Regions from separate parts of the Homo sapiens genome. Here region 1 is linked to region 2. Evidence: chromatin loops called from intact Hi-C (ENCODE). Cell type or tissue: OCI-LY7. All regions are shown on one strand.

Region 1 (8,000 bases), 120 kb before region 2:
ATAGTGAGAAGGGCACCTGCAACAGATGCAGGTGTGGAATGTGCACTTCTCCTGCCCCTAATATTTGATCATGAACATTTTCAAGCATGGTGAAATTTAAGGGTTTTTAATAAGTGCTCTGGGGGATGCAGAAACATGTCTTTTGGATTTCCCACAACAGGAAGTGAATCTGATTACTACTGCCCACAGAATCCACCATCATATTCAGATATTTGGGTGGATTCTGAGACTGTGCCCAGCGAGGACTGATGGAGGTGGGAGAACTCGACAGGTGTCTGGGAGTCATCTGTCACCTAGGCTGGAGTGCAGTGGCGCAATCTCAGCTAACTGCAACTTCAACCTCCCAGGTTCAAGTGATTCTCCTGCCTCAGCCTCCCAAGTAGCTGCGATTACAAGCATGTGTGACCATGCCCAGCTAATTTTGTATATTTAGTATAAAAGGGGCTTCACCACGTTGGTCAGGCTGGTCTCGAACTCCCAACCTCAGATGATCCACCCACCTCAGCCTCCCAAAGTGTTGCGATTACAGGTGTGAGATACCACACATGGCCAGCTCACGGACTTCCTATAGACCTGTAAGGCCAGGGGTCAGACTGACTTTATGGTCTGAGTTCTTCCTTCTCTAGCTCTTTCCCTGTTTCCATCACAGCTGTTTCTCCCAATAAATCTCTTGCCCATCTAATCCTGTCTTGGTGTCTGAATGAATACAATTGACCTGAATGAATACAATTCACCTACCAGCAAGGGAATTGACAGTAATTCATCATTAAATGTATTAACATGTTGGAAATTGAAATGTAATTTTATGTTTGAAAGAAAATTGCGTAACATATGTGTAACAGAAAACATTCCAGACCTTTGCTTCTGGTTTAAAAGAGCATTAACTTGACATATTCAAGAGGTGAGGAAAATAGAGGGCTTTGAAAGAGTCAAATAAGGCCAGGTATGGTGGCTCATGCCTGTAATCCCCAGCCCTTTGGGAGACTGAGACAGGAAGATTGCTTGAGCTCAAGAGTTCTAGACCTGCCTGGACAACACGGTGAGACCGGTCTGTACAAAAATTAATTTTAAAAGTTTTTATAAAAAAGAAGAAAGGGTCATATAAGCCTTCACTCATGATTCACTAATGGTGACAGGCAGGATAAATCTAAAGACCAAGACCAGGAGGGCTGTCTCAAAACCTGTTCTCAACTGGGCTCTTTAAAGGTAGTGTCTTGAACTAAGACAGGTGCACACCAACAGTATTATAGATAGATATTTTTATACTTACAGAACATTAAAGTGGGCTTTAAGATTTCTTTTAAGAGAAACGCTAAGCATTTCCTTGATTTACAAGAAACAGCTGAAATGATTCAGTGAGTTCTTGATGATAAGCTCCTCCTAACTGATTGTATCATTTTTTTTTGATGATTGACATATTTTCACAAATCCACCCATTACTATTTCTAGCAAGGATTCCATGAACAGAGACTCTTGCACACTAGTCCCGAGATGCATGCTTCCCGGAGGGCTACCTAGGGCTGTGGGGCTGGGCTTGGCATTGGGTTGGCTCTACGCAGGGTCCACCACTTCCCTTCCTTCCCTGAGAGGATGTGGTTCACATGAGGTCCCTGGGAAGCCTGTGATCTCAGTGGACCCCTTGCCAGTGAACATTGCTCATCACCCATGAGTACACAGGGGGAATGAACTTGAGGATGTAAATGCACCTGAATGTCAACCAAGCCAAAAACACCCAAAATGAAAATGCAGATGAATGGGGGAGGGGCCATGTGATCCCTCCTAAGATTAAAGGGACCCCTTGGTTATTTTCAATAGCTCCTAGAGCATCATCACTTCTCTCTCAGAATAAAATGAAGTGTTGTACAGTCCTTTCCAAACTGCCCTATACAATCCTTCATGCAGTGCAGTACTCGTTCCCATCCCTTTTTCTACTCTTTTTAGTGGGATTCTCCTACCCTCAGGTGTGGCCCAAGATACCCACAGCAGCCAGCCACCTTCACTCAAATCCTATGTCCTTTCAGTCCATGGCAAAAGGACAACCCAACATACACACCTTACTTACTCAAACAGAAACTTTCATTTGAAAAATCTAAGTGGCATGACAACAGCAAACACACATTCCTTCCTACTCCCGGATCTTCTCTATGGTGGAGCTGCAGGAGCTGGTGTGCGTGGAGGATGTTGAGTTGGCCTCACCCCTGTTAGCTGCTCCCCCACTCCCACCCTCCAACCTCAATATCTAGAAAGCAGCATTTTGGTGATAAGTGCTAAGAAGAGGAAGAGGAAGGTGGAAGGTATCGTGCCATGAGCTCAGAAAGTGAACAGAAGACAGTGGCTCCTTCAAGGAAGAACATGTGCCAAGGTGAGGGTTTGGAATCAAATGGCCAAGAGCCCTGAGGACAGCAGACACGATGCCCTTCCTTAGGGAGAAGAGCTGCTGGAGGTGTCTGGTGAGGGAAGAGCTCACAACCCACATGGGGTGCAAGATGGACAGCATCTACTGGGTCTGTCCGGGAAGCCTGGGCTTGCTCTACTCCCTCAAGGGCACTGCTTTGAACCAGAGACACTGGAATAGTGGCTGTTCAGGCATCCCTTACTAAAAGGATTCGTATGGGTCAGGAGCTTACCTGAGTATTCCAGATATGAACATACTTGTCAAAGGATCCACTAGCCAAGTACTTTCCATCGGGGCTGAAAGCTACACTGTAGACAGGCTCTTGATGCTTCATGAGTGTGTGGGTGCAGACACCTTGCTCCACATCCCACAGTCGCACTGTAGAATCAAATGAAGCACTAGGAGGATGGGAGAAAGCCAGGAGTTGAAGACCAGGCTGGGCAACATGGTGAGACCCTGTTTTTCTTTACATATATATATTATATATATATAATATACATAAAAAATATATAACATACATATATAAAATATACATAAGATATGTATATAAAATATATAAAAAATATAAGCTATATAAAAAATATAAGATATATATCATATATAAAATATATATGATATATAAAATATATGATATATAAAAAATATAATATATGATATATATAAAATATATGATATATAATATATAAGATATATATAAAATATATAAGATATATATAAGACATATATATAAAATATATAAGATATATATATAAAAGATATATATATATTCTTCAAGCAACAGGAATTTTTGTGTTTTCTGAGACGGAGTTTCACTTTTATTGCCCAGGCTGGAGTGCAGTGGGGTGGTCTTGGCTCACTGCAGCCTCCGTCTCCTGGGTTCAAGAGATTCTCCTGCCTCTGCCTCCCAAGTAGCTGGGATTACAGGTATGCACCACCATACCCAGCTAATTTTTGTATTTTTTAGTAGAGATAGCATTTTGCCATGTTGGCCAGTCTGGTCTCGAACTCCTGACCTGTCATCTGCCCACCTCGGCCCCCAAAAGTGCTGGGATTACAGGTGTGAGCCATGGCACCTGGGCCAAAACCATGGTAACCTCAAAGGTAGGATGGTTTTGGCCCCTTCAAAGTGAGCTACCACTTTGTTTCCTCTGAAGGGCTTCAACACAGGTGCACAGACACACTTGAGCAAAATTTCTTGTTATCGTTGTGTAGGGCGGAGCTGTACCAGTTGTGCTGCCGGCCCTTACCTTGCCAACATGATGCTGGAGTTTGGGTTGCTGGTGGCAGGCCCGGTGGGGCTCCACTTGATGGTGTAGATCTCTTTGCTGTGAGCCTGAAGATCGTGGACGCATGCATCCTGCTTCATACTCCAGATCTAAAGGACACACCGGCCACAACATGAGCAAAAGCCATTCCTGCACCCGGGAATGATGTGGCATCATTCCTCCGGGGTGCATAAGTGAGGCTAATGGCCCACGGCGGGATATGGGGTGTGCAGTGGTGAGAAAGGATGCGGGGAGGCTGGGATTCTCAGTAGGACGCTGACTGAGAAATTGGAGTTCACCGGATGACAGAGGAAGGGAACGTGGTCAGTAACAAATAATCCTCATGCAAGTGTGACTGTGAGACTGACGTCAAGTGCCCAAGGCTGTCTGAGATTAAACAGCCCACCCCTTGCCATGCTGACTCTACCTTCAATGTCATGTCATCCGAGCAGGACGCCAGCAACATTCCAGAAGGATCCCATTTGATGGCATTGACCTCGTTCTGAAACAGAGCGGAGAGTCTCTTGAAAAATATATCAGGACCTGTGAGTAGATGAGGTCGCCTTCCAGCAGGGGGCAGCAGCGCGCCACCGTCGCTGCAGAAGGTCTTAGGCCTCAGCCTGACATCAAAGAGCACAGCCCAACCAGCCGTCTAGTTTCCTCTTTTTCTCACTTTGCCTTTTTCATTTATGTAAAACCACAGCCCTGTACCACACATCACCAGCTACTCTCATCCATACTTTGTTAAGAAGAAAACCTTCCCTGCTAGGAAGGAAAGCAAGTGAAGAATTCATATACCATAAAACACAGCAAATAAAACCAGTTATTTTAAAAGCTGGGCTTTGAAAATTACTTTCGTACGCACTCTTCCTTTTTTTTTCTTTTTCTTTTTTTTTAACTTTTGAGGCAAGCTCTCGCGGTTGCCCAGGTTTGAGTTCAGTGGCCCGATTCTAGCTCACTGCAGCCTTGACCTGCTGAACTCAAGTGATCCTCCTGCCTCAACCTCTAGCTTGGACTAAAGACAGGCCCTACCACACCCAGCTACTTTTTTTTTCTCTTTTGATGGAGATGGGTTGCTGAAGCTGGTCTTGAACTCCTGGGCTCAAGCAATCCCCACCTTGGCCTCCAATGTAGGTAGCTGGGATGAGAGGCAGGCACCACCACACCCAGCTTTTTGTGTGTGTGTCTGTGTGTGTGTGTGTCTGTGTGTGTGTGTGTGTGTGTGTGTGTGTGTGTGTATTTTTTACAGAGATGGGGTTGCCCAAGGTGATCTTGAACTCCCAGGCTCAAACAACCCTCTGGCCTCAGCCTCCCAAAGTGCTGGGATTACAGGCATGTGTTACCATGCCAGGTCTCCTATGCACTTTAATCTAACAGTTCCTTCCCATGTCTACACCCATTACAAGGCATTGCTCTCCTGCCGGTGAGTGGAGGTGGAGGGAGGGATAAACACAAGAAGTGAAGCCTCAGCTATTGTGGAGCTCAAGCAGGATAAGGGCTGACTCAGGTGAAAGACGGGTGACCAAAATGCACATACAGGCAGACACACATGTGCAAGGGAAATGAGAGGCAAATGCTGAGCAGCAGAAGCCACACAACACAGGCAAAATCCTGGCCAGGGGCTCCTCATCCGCTGCAAACAGCCAAGTACCTAAAAGCACAGGGTGAGCGCTCTAACCCACAGGCTCAGGACACCTGGGTACGCTGAGACTAAACCCTGGAGGATAAAGGCAAAAGTACCCAGGGACCAAGGCAGAAAAGGACACACTGGGACAGACACACATAAAAGAATCACTTGTGCTGGGCACGGTGGCTCATGCTTCTAATCCCAGCACTTTGGGAGGCCAAGGTGGGCGGATCACGATCAAGAGATCAAGCAGTCAAGAGATCAAGACCATCCTGGCTAACATGGTGAAACCCCGTCTCTACTAAAAATACAAAAGTTAGCTAGGTGTGGTGGCGGGCGCCTGTAGTCCCAGCTACTAGGGAGGCTGAGGCAAGAGAATCGCTTGAACCTGGGATGGGGAGGTTGCTGTGAGCCGAGATCGTGCCATTGCACTCCAGCCTGGGCAACAGAGCTAAACTCCATCTCAAACAAACAAACAAACAAAAGAGAACCATTTGCAGCAAAGGTTCAGCTGGGGAACAGCCTGCCCAGGAGAAATGGGGCAGGATCTTTTCTGGGGGGGTGACAATAGGGTCCCATATGCCCCAGACAGCCCAATATCTGATGCCTATTGTCCTGGCATTAACTAATTTCACACTGAAAATTAATTTTCTAAATATTTTCAAACTCCTGAGGGCTCCAATTTGGATGGTAAACTGTATGGTCATGTTACTTTCTAAGGACACAGACACTGAGTTTTGAAGGGTGTGAACGGGACAGTGACAAGCCACCTGTGTGCTCTATGTGGTATGGGTGGCCCAGGAAATGGAGAAACAAGCGTGATGGCCAAGGAATAGGCTGCTGTGAAATCCCAGGGAGGGTGGAGGGGGCTGGCTGGAGAGGGGCCTGACAGAGTGTCAGCCTGCAAAGGTGTCTATGAGAATGGATGTGTCTTCCAGGAGCAGGCTGCTGGGATGGAGGGGAGGGCAGACAAGGCCTATTGAAGAGGGGGCTGTGAGCATGCTTATGTGTCTATGAGCATGGATGTCTGTTCCAGAAGGCTGCTGGGAGAATCTGGAAAGGGTGCAGCAGACCGGTTGGAGAGGAGGCTGACAGTGTGAGCAGGCTTAGGTGTCTATGAACATGGACATATGACCCAGGAGCAGCCTGCTGGGAGAGCCCAGGGAGGCAGAAGGGGCCTGCTGAAGAGGGAGATGAGAATGTGCTTAGTGCCTGTGAGCATGAATGTTTGTGCTGGGAGCAGACTACTGGGAGAGACCAGGGAGGGTGGAGGGGGCCACTGAAGAGGGGGCTGAGAGAGTGAGCATTCTTAAGTATGTGTGAGTGTGAATGTGGGTGCTAGGCTAGCAAGAGTGACTCTCACTGCAGCTGTGGAAAGGAAATCCCACAGGCCCAGAATGTGGAGCTGGTCACCTTGGCCTGTCTGCATCCAAACTCACATAAAGGAACACATTTTTTCTTGAGAGTTGATCCTACAGCCTCCAATCCAAGTCCCAGTTCCTGGGTTGCCTCCAGAGCTGGCTTGTAGGTCTACACTCAACCCCAGTGACTTGGAGCTTTGTTTAGGGCCATCAGCCACAGTATGACCCACTTAAAGGGTCAAGTCCCATGCTGGTGGCAAGGTCTGGAGCAGGACAGTTGGGAACCAGAAACAGTGTGTGCAGCTCTCTCAAAAACTTGAGGATAGTCCAGGGTTAGAGGAGAAATAAATTTAGATCAGAAAAAGAGTCAGTTTGGAGCCAGGAGATGTAAACAGGATAACAAATGCCTGTGCTCTAAAAGTGCCTTCCTTTGGGGTGGGGAACCTTGGCCCAGGGGTGGGGTGAGATGGGCACTAGGGGAAAGAGAAAAATGGAATTTACATCAGTTAAGTTAGTGACATGATGGCAAATCTCCAGGAACGCGATCGTCCTCTCCTGCTTTAACAGGGGATCCCCCAGCTCCTAGCAAGGAAAGATATTCTGGATGCTGGTGAGAGAAAGGCAAGACGCCATGGGCCCTCCTGGGATCACTGTTGATGTGCTCTGCATTTTCTGGGAGAGACAGGCACACAGGCCAACAGCCACTGTCAGGGCTGTGGTATTCACATGGGCAATGAGAGCTCAGGAGGTGCCATGAATTATCCCAGGGGTGTGCACAGGACATGTAAATGGGCCTGGAGGATGGAGAAGAGTCTGTATCAGACTGAGGGCTGCTGTGGGAGTCTAAGTCAGGGACTGTTCCAGGAAGGCCTTAGCATGGGTTGAGGTGCTTGGCTGCACATGTCTTTAGGAAGACAGAGGCACAGGGTGTTTTGGACACTAGCCCAGGAGGCTGAGACTAATAAATGTGTTTAATGGTATACCGGCGATTGCAGAAGTAAGGTAAGAGATCATAACAATTGGAGAATTTGAGAGATATCTGATGAAAAGACCAGAAAGAGCCTCAGAGCCCACAGTAAGGAATTTGTTAAGTTGGCTGCTATTCATATTGTTGTTCCTTGGTATACAACAGGACCTTTTTCAGTCTTTGCTTGCTTTTAGGATTTTCTTTGTCATTAAATTTGATGTTTGATAACCATATGCCTAGGTGGGTAGGTGTGGTTCTGTTCATATTTATTCTGCTTGAGATTTCCTGAGCTTCTCAAATTAAATGATGTTTTCCAACAAATTTAGAAAAAATTGGCCATTATTGCCTCAAATGATTTTCCTGTTTCATTCTTTCTTCTTTCCCC
Region 2 (8,000 bases):
CCAGGGTCATTAGGTTGGTCCCTTATCCAAAGGGACTGGTGCCCTCATAAGAACAGGAGATGAGGGCACAGACAGAAGAATGACCTTGTTAGGACCCAGAGAGAAAACAGTGTCTACAAGCCCAGAAGAGAGGCCTCGGGAGGAACCATCCCTGCCGGCCCCGTGACCTGGGACTTCAAGCCTCTATGACTATGGGAGAATGACCAGCTGCAATTTAAGCCACCAGGCCCGTGGTGCTCTGTTACAGCAGCCGAGGACACTAAGGCAAGTGCACAGGTTCCATGCCAGGCTTGTGGGAGGCATGGGAATGCTGAGCAAAAAGATTCCCTTTCCAATTGCTGGAGAGAGAGCAGAAGGAGTGAGGCTCATGGGCTTGCCCCCTAAACCCTGAACTCCAGCCTGGGCAACAAAAATGAAACTCTGTCTCAAAAGAAAAAAAAAGTCACACCATAGGCTAGGCATCATGGTTCACAGCTGTTATCCCAACACTTTGGGAGGCCAAGGTGGGCGGATAACTTGAGCTCAGGAGTTCAAGACCAGCCTGGCCAACATGGTGAAACCCCATCTCTAGTAAAAATACAAAAATTAGCAGGATATGGTGGCGCACGCCTCTGATCCTAGCTACTCAGAAGGCTGAGGCAAGAGAATCACTTGAACCCAGGAGGCAGAGGTTGCAGTGAGCCAAGATCATTGCACTCCAGCCTAGGCAACAAGAGCGAAAGTCTGTCTCAAAAAAAAAAAAGTCACACCACAATGAGTATAACAGAGAAGAAACCCCTATAGTAATTTTCTTCAATCTGTAGGGTAAATGTGTCTTTTGTCCTTCTCCCTCAATAGTCCCTCTCCTACACTTAAACTCTCGTGATGCTGGTCTGTGCTGCAGCTGTAGTAACTCCTCACATCCTGGCCACTCTCAGTCCACTGCACATTTTGGTGCATTTGTGGCTGCTTTCCAGTATCTGCCTCCCCTCAACTCTATCAACTCCAGGAGGGAAGAAAGCAACTGTCCCTAGTGCAAGTACCTTCAAGCATGGGCCTGCGCAGAGGCCACCACCCTGTGCTTATGGAATAAATAACCAATGCCTTCAAATAACCAATTCATTCATTGAGCAAAAAGGGAACCCCACAGAAACAAAACAAAAATCTCCTTCCAGAACATGCCTAGCAATAAATCTATCATCCTTGAAAAGGGATAGGATCCACAGCTATACTATCCTGAACACCCCGATCTCATCTAAACAAGGCACACAATTTTTATATGCACCTATGCACATTAAAAAAGAGAGAGAGAGAGAGAGAGAGAAGACTGCTCTGAGAAATACATAGCTCTCAACATCTGAGTGCTGAAAAACTACACAACCAGTAAGATCTAGACCTGGGGTAGGCAAGCTACGCCCAGAGGCCAGCTCAGAGAGTCAGATTTCACTGAGTCAACTGGGTATTACAAAGAGGTTGTGCACTCTGTATGTCATCTCTCTCTCACTTACATACACACGTGCAAACACTGTATTTCTCACACAGACCCCTTCATCTTGAACTATAGGTGCAGCTACACACCTTAGTCTTATTTTTAACACAGGAAGCAACAGGACTAGAAACAAAAATTACATGGGAATATTCCCATACACAAGAATACTAGATGCCTCAGCATTCAACCCTTTCAGGCAAAAAGAGGAAAACTAAATCTAAGGCATCTAACACTTTCAACCAGGCATTGTTTTAACACAAAATCTCTTTAGGAAGAAACTATTTTCTACATGAACAAATCAAGAAAAATATGCAGGCGAGGCACCGTGGCTCATGCTTGTAATCCCAGCACTTTGGAAGGCCGAGGCAGGTGGATCACCTGAGGTCAGGAGTTCAAGACCAGCCTGGCCAACATGGAGAAACCCATCTCTATTAAAAATACAAAAATTAGCCAGGCATGGTGGCACATGCCTGTAATCCCAGCTACTTAGGAGGCTGAGGCAGGAAAATCCCTTGATTTGCTGTGAGCTGAAATTGCACCACTGCTCTCCAGCCTGGGCAACAGTGTGAGACTCTGTCTCACCAAAAAAAAAAAGGAAAAATATGCAAAGTGTCTGTCCATAAACTCGATTTACATAGACATGTAAACGCTGGCTAAATTGGTATTGTTTTATATACCAAATATGCTTAAATTCCAATGCACATTTACGTAAAAGAAAAATATCTTGGGCTCCCAAAAACTCAAGCTAGGAAGCGCAAACTCAAAATAATGTAACCACTGGTGTCTCACCTATCTGTGACCTGGGAGTTCCCTCCCGCTTCGAGTTTTCCTGCCTTTGCTTCAAAGTAAAGCTTGCGAGAGAAGAAAGAATTGAGGATATGATTCCTTTCCATTTACCTACCCATTTTCTAGACACCCTGTGAAGGGGTCATTTACCCCTGAGTTTTTGGCTAACTCATTGGACAGAGCAGTTAGACCTTGCAGTACTTTTATTATACTTCCATCAGGGGCAGTATTGTTTGAGATGAACACCTTTCCAGACTGTTAGAAATAAAGTTTCAGTGCCACAAAAAAAATAGCCCTCGAACATACATTTTCTTAGCATGGCAATTTTAGTTTTATAGAAGGGTATGACTCGCAGATGGAGCAATGGTGAGAACACACCTGAGCAAGGAGGGGAAGGGGTTCCTATTCCTGTCGCAGGTAGCCCCTACTGCAATGTCATTCCCTGATTGGCTAGCGTTTCAGTTTCTGATGTCCCTGAAAGCTGTGTAATAGATTGTGAAGAAGAGGCAGGAGCAGAGTTCAAGGAAGGAATGGGAAGTTCACATTGTAAAAATGTAGTAGAGTCTGTAATGGCTCAGTCAAGGCAAAATGTTGACTATAATCAGTTACAGGAAGTAATATATCCTGAACCATCAAAATTGGGGGGAAAAGGTCCAGAATTATTTGGGCCATCAGAGTTTAGACGATGATGGCCACCAACTCCTTCTCCCGCGGTTCAGATGCCTGTGACATTACAACCTCAAATGCCAATCCAGACACAGTATCCACAATATCAGCTGGTGGAAAATAAAACCCAACCACCGGCAGCTTATCAACACCAGCCGCCAGCCGAATTTCAGTATCGGCCGTCTCCAGAGGTTCAGTATAGAACTCAGGTGGTGCGCCCAACCCAAATAGCAGGGCACTATATCAACATCCCACGGCAATGGTGTTTGATCCTACAGTACCACCTAGTGGACAAGATAGTGCACTCCATGAAATCATTGATAAAGCCAGAAAACAGGGAGATCTTGAGGCATGGCAGTTCCCAGTAATTTTACAACCCACCCGGCCGGGAAAGGGAGTCAAGCAGGAGCGTCTGTCCGAACTGAGTGTAGATATGAATCTTTCACCATGAAAATGTTAAAAGATATGAAGGAAGGAGTTAAACAATATGGACCCAACTCTCCTTGTATGAGAACATTATTAGATTCCATTGCTCTTGGAAATAGACTTATTCCTTAGGATTGGGAAATTTTGGCTAAATCTTCCCTTTCACCCTCTCAATTCCTACAGTTTAAAACCTGGTAGATTGATGGAGTACAAGAATATGTACAGAAAAATCAGGCTACTTATCCTGTTGTCCATATAGATGCAGATCAATTGCTAGGAACAGGTCCAAATTGGAGCACTATTAACCAACAATCAATAATGCAAAATGAGGCTATTGAACAACTAAGGGCTATTTGCCTCAGGGCCTGGGAAAAGATTCAGGACCCAGGATCTGCCTGCCCTTCTTTTAGTTCAATCAGACAAGGCTCTAAAGAGCCATATCCAGACTTTGTGGCAAGGTTGCATGCTGCAGCTCAAAAATCCATTGCAGATAATAATGCCTGAAAAGTTATTGTAGAAATAATGGCTTACCAAAATGCACATCCAGAATGTCAATCAGCCATAAAGCCATTAAGAGGAAAGGTTTCAGCAGGAGTTGATGTAATTACAGAATATGTGAAGGCTTGTGATGGGATTGGAGGAGCTATGCATAAGGCAATGCTATTGGCTCAAGCAATTAGGGGGTTGCTTTAGGAGGACAAGTTAAAACATTTGGGGGAAAATGTTATAATTGTGGTCAAATCAGTCATCTAAAAAAGAATTGCCCAGGCTTAAATAAACAGAGCAAAAGTAAACAGCCACCTGGCCTGTGTCCAAAATGTGGAAAAGAAAAACACTGGGCTAAAAAATGTCCTTCTAAATTTGATAAAAATGGGCAACCATTGTCAGGAAATGGCAAACAGGGCCAGCCCCAGGCCCCGCAACAAAGTGGGGCATTCCTGATTCAGCCATTTGTTCCTCAGGGTTTTCAGGGACAACAACCCCCACAGTAAATACCACCATTTCAGGAAATCAGCTAATTACAACAATACAACAGTTATCCCCCGCCACAGCAGGCAGCACGGCAGTAGATTTATGTTCTTTATGATTATGTAAAGATTTACGATTTCTTTACTCCCTGGAGAGCCCCTGCAAAAGATTCCTACAAGGGTACATGGCCCGCTGCCAGAAGGGAGAGTAGGCCTTATTTTAGGAAAATCAAGTCTAAATTTGAAGGGAGTCCAAATTCATACTGGGGTAACTGACTCTGATTATAAAGGGGAAATTCAGTTAGTGATTAGCTCTACTGTTCCCTGGAGTGCCAATCCAGGTGATAGAATTGCTCAGTTACTGTTCTTGCCTTATATCAAAATTGGGGATAGCAAAACAGAAAAAACAGGAGGGTTTGGAAGTACCAACCCTGCTGGAAATGCTGTTTATTGGGCTAGTCAGCTCTCAGAGAATAGACCTGTGTGTACAGTTACTATTCAGGGAAAGCAGTTTGAAGGAATCATGGATATGGGGGCTGATGTTTCTATCCTTGCCTTAAATCAATGGCCAAAAAATTGACCTAAACAAGTCCGTTACAGGACTTGTTGGTGTGGGCACCGCCTCAGAAGTGTATCAAAGTCCATGATTTTACATTGTTTAGGAACTGAGCATCAAGAGAGTACAGTTCAGCCTATGATTACTTCTATTCCAATTAATTTATGGGGCCGAGACTTGTTAGAACAGTGGCATGCAGAGATCACTATTCCAGTCTTCCTATACAGCCCCACTCCAACTTTAGATTTTTGCTACTGCACACTCTCCAACAGGCATTATTGTTGAAAATACAGATATTGTGGAGTGGCCATTCCTTCCCCACAGTAAAGACTTTTACATTGTACTTAGATCAAATGGCTACATTAATTGGTCAGGCAAGACTACGAATAGTAAAATTGTGTGGAAGTGACCCAGATAAAATCATTGTCCCTTTAAACAAGGAACAGGTTAGACAAGCCTTTATCAATTCAGTCTGCATGGCAGACTGGTCTTGCTGATTTTGTGGGAATTATTGATAATCATTACCCAAAAACAAAAATCTTCCAGTTTTTAAAATTGACTACTTGGATTTTACCTAAAATTACCAGAAAAAAACCTTTCAAAAATGTTCTGACAGTGTTTACTGATGGTTCCAGCAATGGAAAAGCAGCTTACATCAGGCCAAAAGAACGAGTCATTGAAGCTCAATATCACTCAGCTCAAAGAGCAGAATTGGCTGCTGTCATTTCAGTGTTAAACAAGATTTAATCAGCCTATTAACATTGTTTCAGATACTGCATATGTAGTACAGGCTACAAAGGATGTTGAGACAGCCCTAATCAAATATAGTATGGGTGATCAGTTAAATCAGCTGTTTAAATTGTTACAATAAACTATAAGAAAAAGAAATTTCCCACTTTATATTACTCATATTCGAGCACATACTAATTTACCACGGCCTTTAACTAAGGCAAATGAACAAGCTGACTTCCTAGTATCATCTGATTTCATGGAAGCACAAGAACTTCACGCCCTGACTCATGTAAATGCAACAGGATTAAAAAATAAATATTATATCACATGGAAACAAGCAAAAAATATTGTACTACATTGTGCTCAGTGTCAAGTCTTACACCTGCCCACTCAGGAGGCAGGAGTTAATCCCAGAGGTTTATGTCCTAATGCATTATGGCAAATGGATGTCACACATGTACCTTCATTTGGAAAAATGTCATTTGTCCATGAGACAGTTGATACCTATTCACATTTCATGTGGACAACCTGCCAGACAGGAGAAAGTACTTCCCATGTTAAAAGACATTTATTATCTTGTTTTGCTGTCATGGGAGTTCCAGAAAAAATTAAAACGGATAATGGGCCAGGATACTGTAGCAAAGCATTTCAAAAATTCCTAAATCAGTGGAAAATTACACATACAACAGGAATCCCCTATAATTCCCCAAGGACAGGCCATAACTGAAAGAACTAATAGAACACTCAAAGCTCAATTGGTTAAACAAAAAATGGAAAAAGACAGTAAGGAGTATAACACTCCCCAGATGCAACTTAATCTAGCACTCTATAGTTTAAATTCTTTAAACATATATAGAAATCAGACCACTACTTCTGCAGAACAACATTTTACTGGTAAAAAGAACAGCCCACATGGGGGAAAACTGATTTGGTGGAAAGACAACAAAAATAAAACATGGGAAATAGGTAAGGTGATAACATGGGGGAGAGGTTTTTCTTGTGTTTCACCAGAAGAAAATCAGCTTCCTGTTTGGATACCCACTAGACATTTGAAGTTCTACAATGAACCCATCAGAGATGCAAATGAAGGTGCCTCCATAGAGACAGAAAACCTGCAATCGAGCATCATCACCTCGCCAGGTGAAGAAAATGGTGATATCAAAAGAACAGATGAAGTTGCCATCCACCAAGAAAGCGGAGCCGCCGACCTGGGCCCAGCTAAAGAAGCTGACACAGTTAGCTGAAAAAAGCCTGAAAAACATGAGGGTAACATAAACTCCAGAGAATATGCTGCTTGCAGCTTTAATGATTGTATCAATGGTGCTAAGTCTCCCTATATCTGCAGGAGCCGCTACAGCTAACTATACTTACTGGGCCTATGTGCCTTTCCCACCCTTAATTCGGGCACTCACTTGGAGAGATAATCCTATTGAAGTACATGTTAACAATAGTACATGGGTACCAGACCCCACAGATGACCGTGGCCCTGCCCAACCTGAAGAAGAAGGAATGATGATAAACATTTCCATTGGGTATCATTATCCTCCTATTTGTCTGGGAAAAGCACCAGGATGCTTAATGCCTACAAACCAAAACTGGTTGGTAGAAGTACCTACTGTCAGTGCCACCAGTAAATTCACTTATCACATGGTAAGTGAAATGTCACTTGGGTCACAAATGAATAATTTACAGGACTCTTCCTATCAAAGATCATTAAGATTTAGGCCTAAGGGAAAATCTTGCCCCAAGGAAATTCCAAAAGAATCAAAAGACCCAGAAGTCTTAGTTTGGGAAGAATGTGTGGCTGATACTGCAGTGGTACTACAAAACAATAAATTTGGAACTATTATAGACTAGGCCCCTCGAGGCCAATTATATTATGACCGTATGGGCCAGACCCACTCATGTTCACAGGCTCCATCTGTCTGGCCCGCTAATCCAGTCTATGATAGTGATTTAACTAAAAGGCTAGACCAGGTTTATAGAAGGCTAAAATCACCCTATCCATGGAAATGGGGTGAAAAGAGGATTTCTTCACCCCGACCAAAGTTAGTCCTGTTGTTGGTCCTGAACACCCAGAATTATGGAAGCTCACTGTGGCCTCGTACCACATTAGAATTTGGTCTGGAAATCAAGTTATGGGAACAAGAAATCATAAGCCATATTATACTATTAACCTAAATTACAATCTGACAATTCCTTTGCAAAGTTAGGTAAAACCCCCTTATACGCTAGTTGTAGGAAATATAGTTATTAAACCAGATTCCCAAACTATAACCTGTGAAAACTGTAGATTGTTTACTTGCATTGATTCAACTTTCGACTGGCAGCATCATATTCTGTTAGTCAGGGCAAGAGAGGGTATGGGGATCCCTGTGTCCATGGACTGACCGTGGGA

The links. A loop is a pair of places that touch in the nucleus more often than their neighbours do. Peaks named below come from ENCODE experiments on the same cell type or tissue, not always from the same donor. Only the 100,000 strongest peaks of a DNase experiment are listed, where the experiment ranks them.
Region 1: it touches region 2 in a loop (12-fold over the local background); 39 of 110 quality-filtered maps call a loop at or near these places.

Annotation. Positions count from the first base shown.
Region 1 is chrY:7,082,060-7,090,059 of GRCh38, reverse strand. TBL1Y (transducin beta like 1 Y-linked) reads right to left here. Exons shown (of 19, transcript NM_033284.2): 15 at 4,088-4,162; 16 at 3,643-3,770; 17 at 2,628-2,793. Among named protein-coding and RNA genes, the nearest start is that of AMELY, 170 kb to the right of the region's middle. In OCI-LY7, a CTCF peak has its summit at 4,226 (motif pointing right); a DNase peak (open chromatin) is centred at 4,279; H3K27ac peaks cover 568 bases.
Region 2 is chrY:6,960,137-6,968,136 of GRCh38, reverse strand. The region is part of intron 2 of TBL1Y (transducin beta like 1 Y-linked); the gene reads right to left. Among named protein-coding and RNA genes, the nearest start is that of AMELY, 52 kb to the right of the region's middle. In OCI-LY7, CTCF peaks have their summits at 3,013 and 3,213 (motif pointing left); a DNase peak (open chromatin) is centred at 3,176.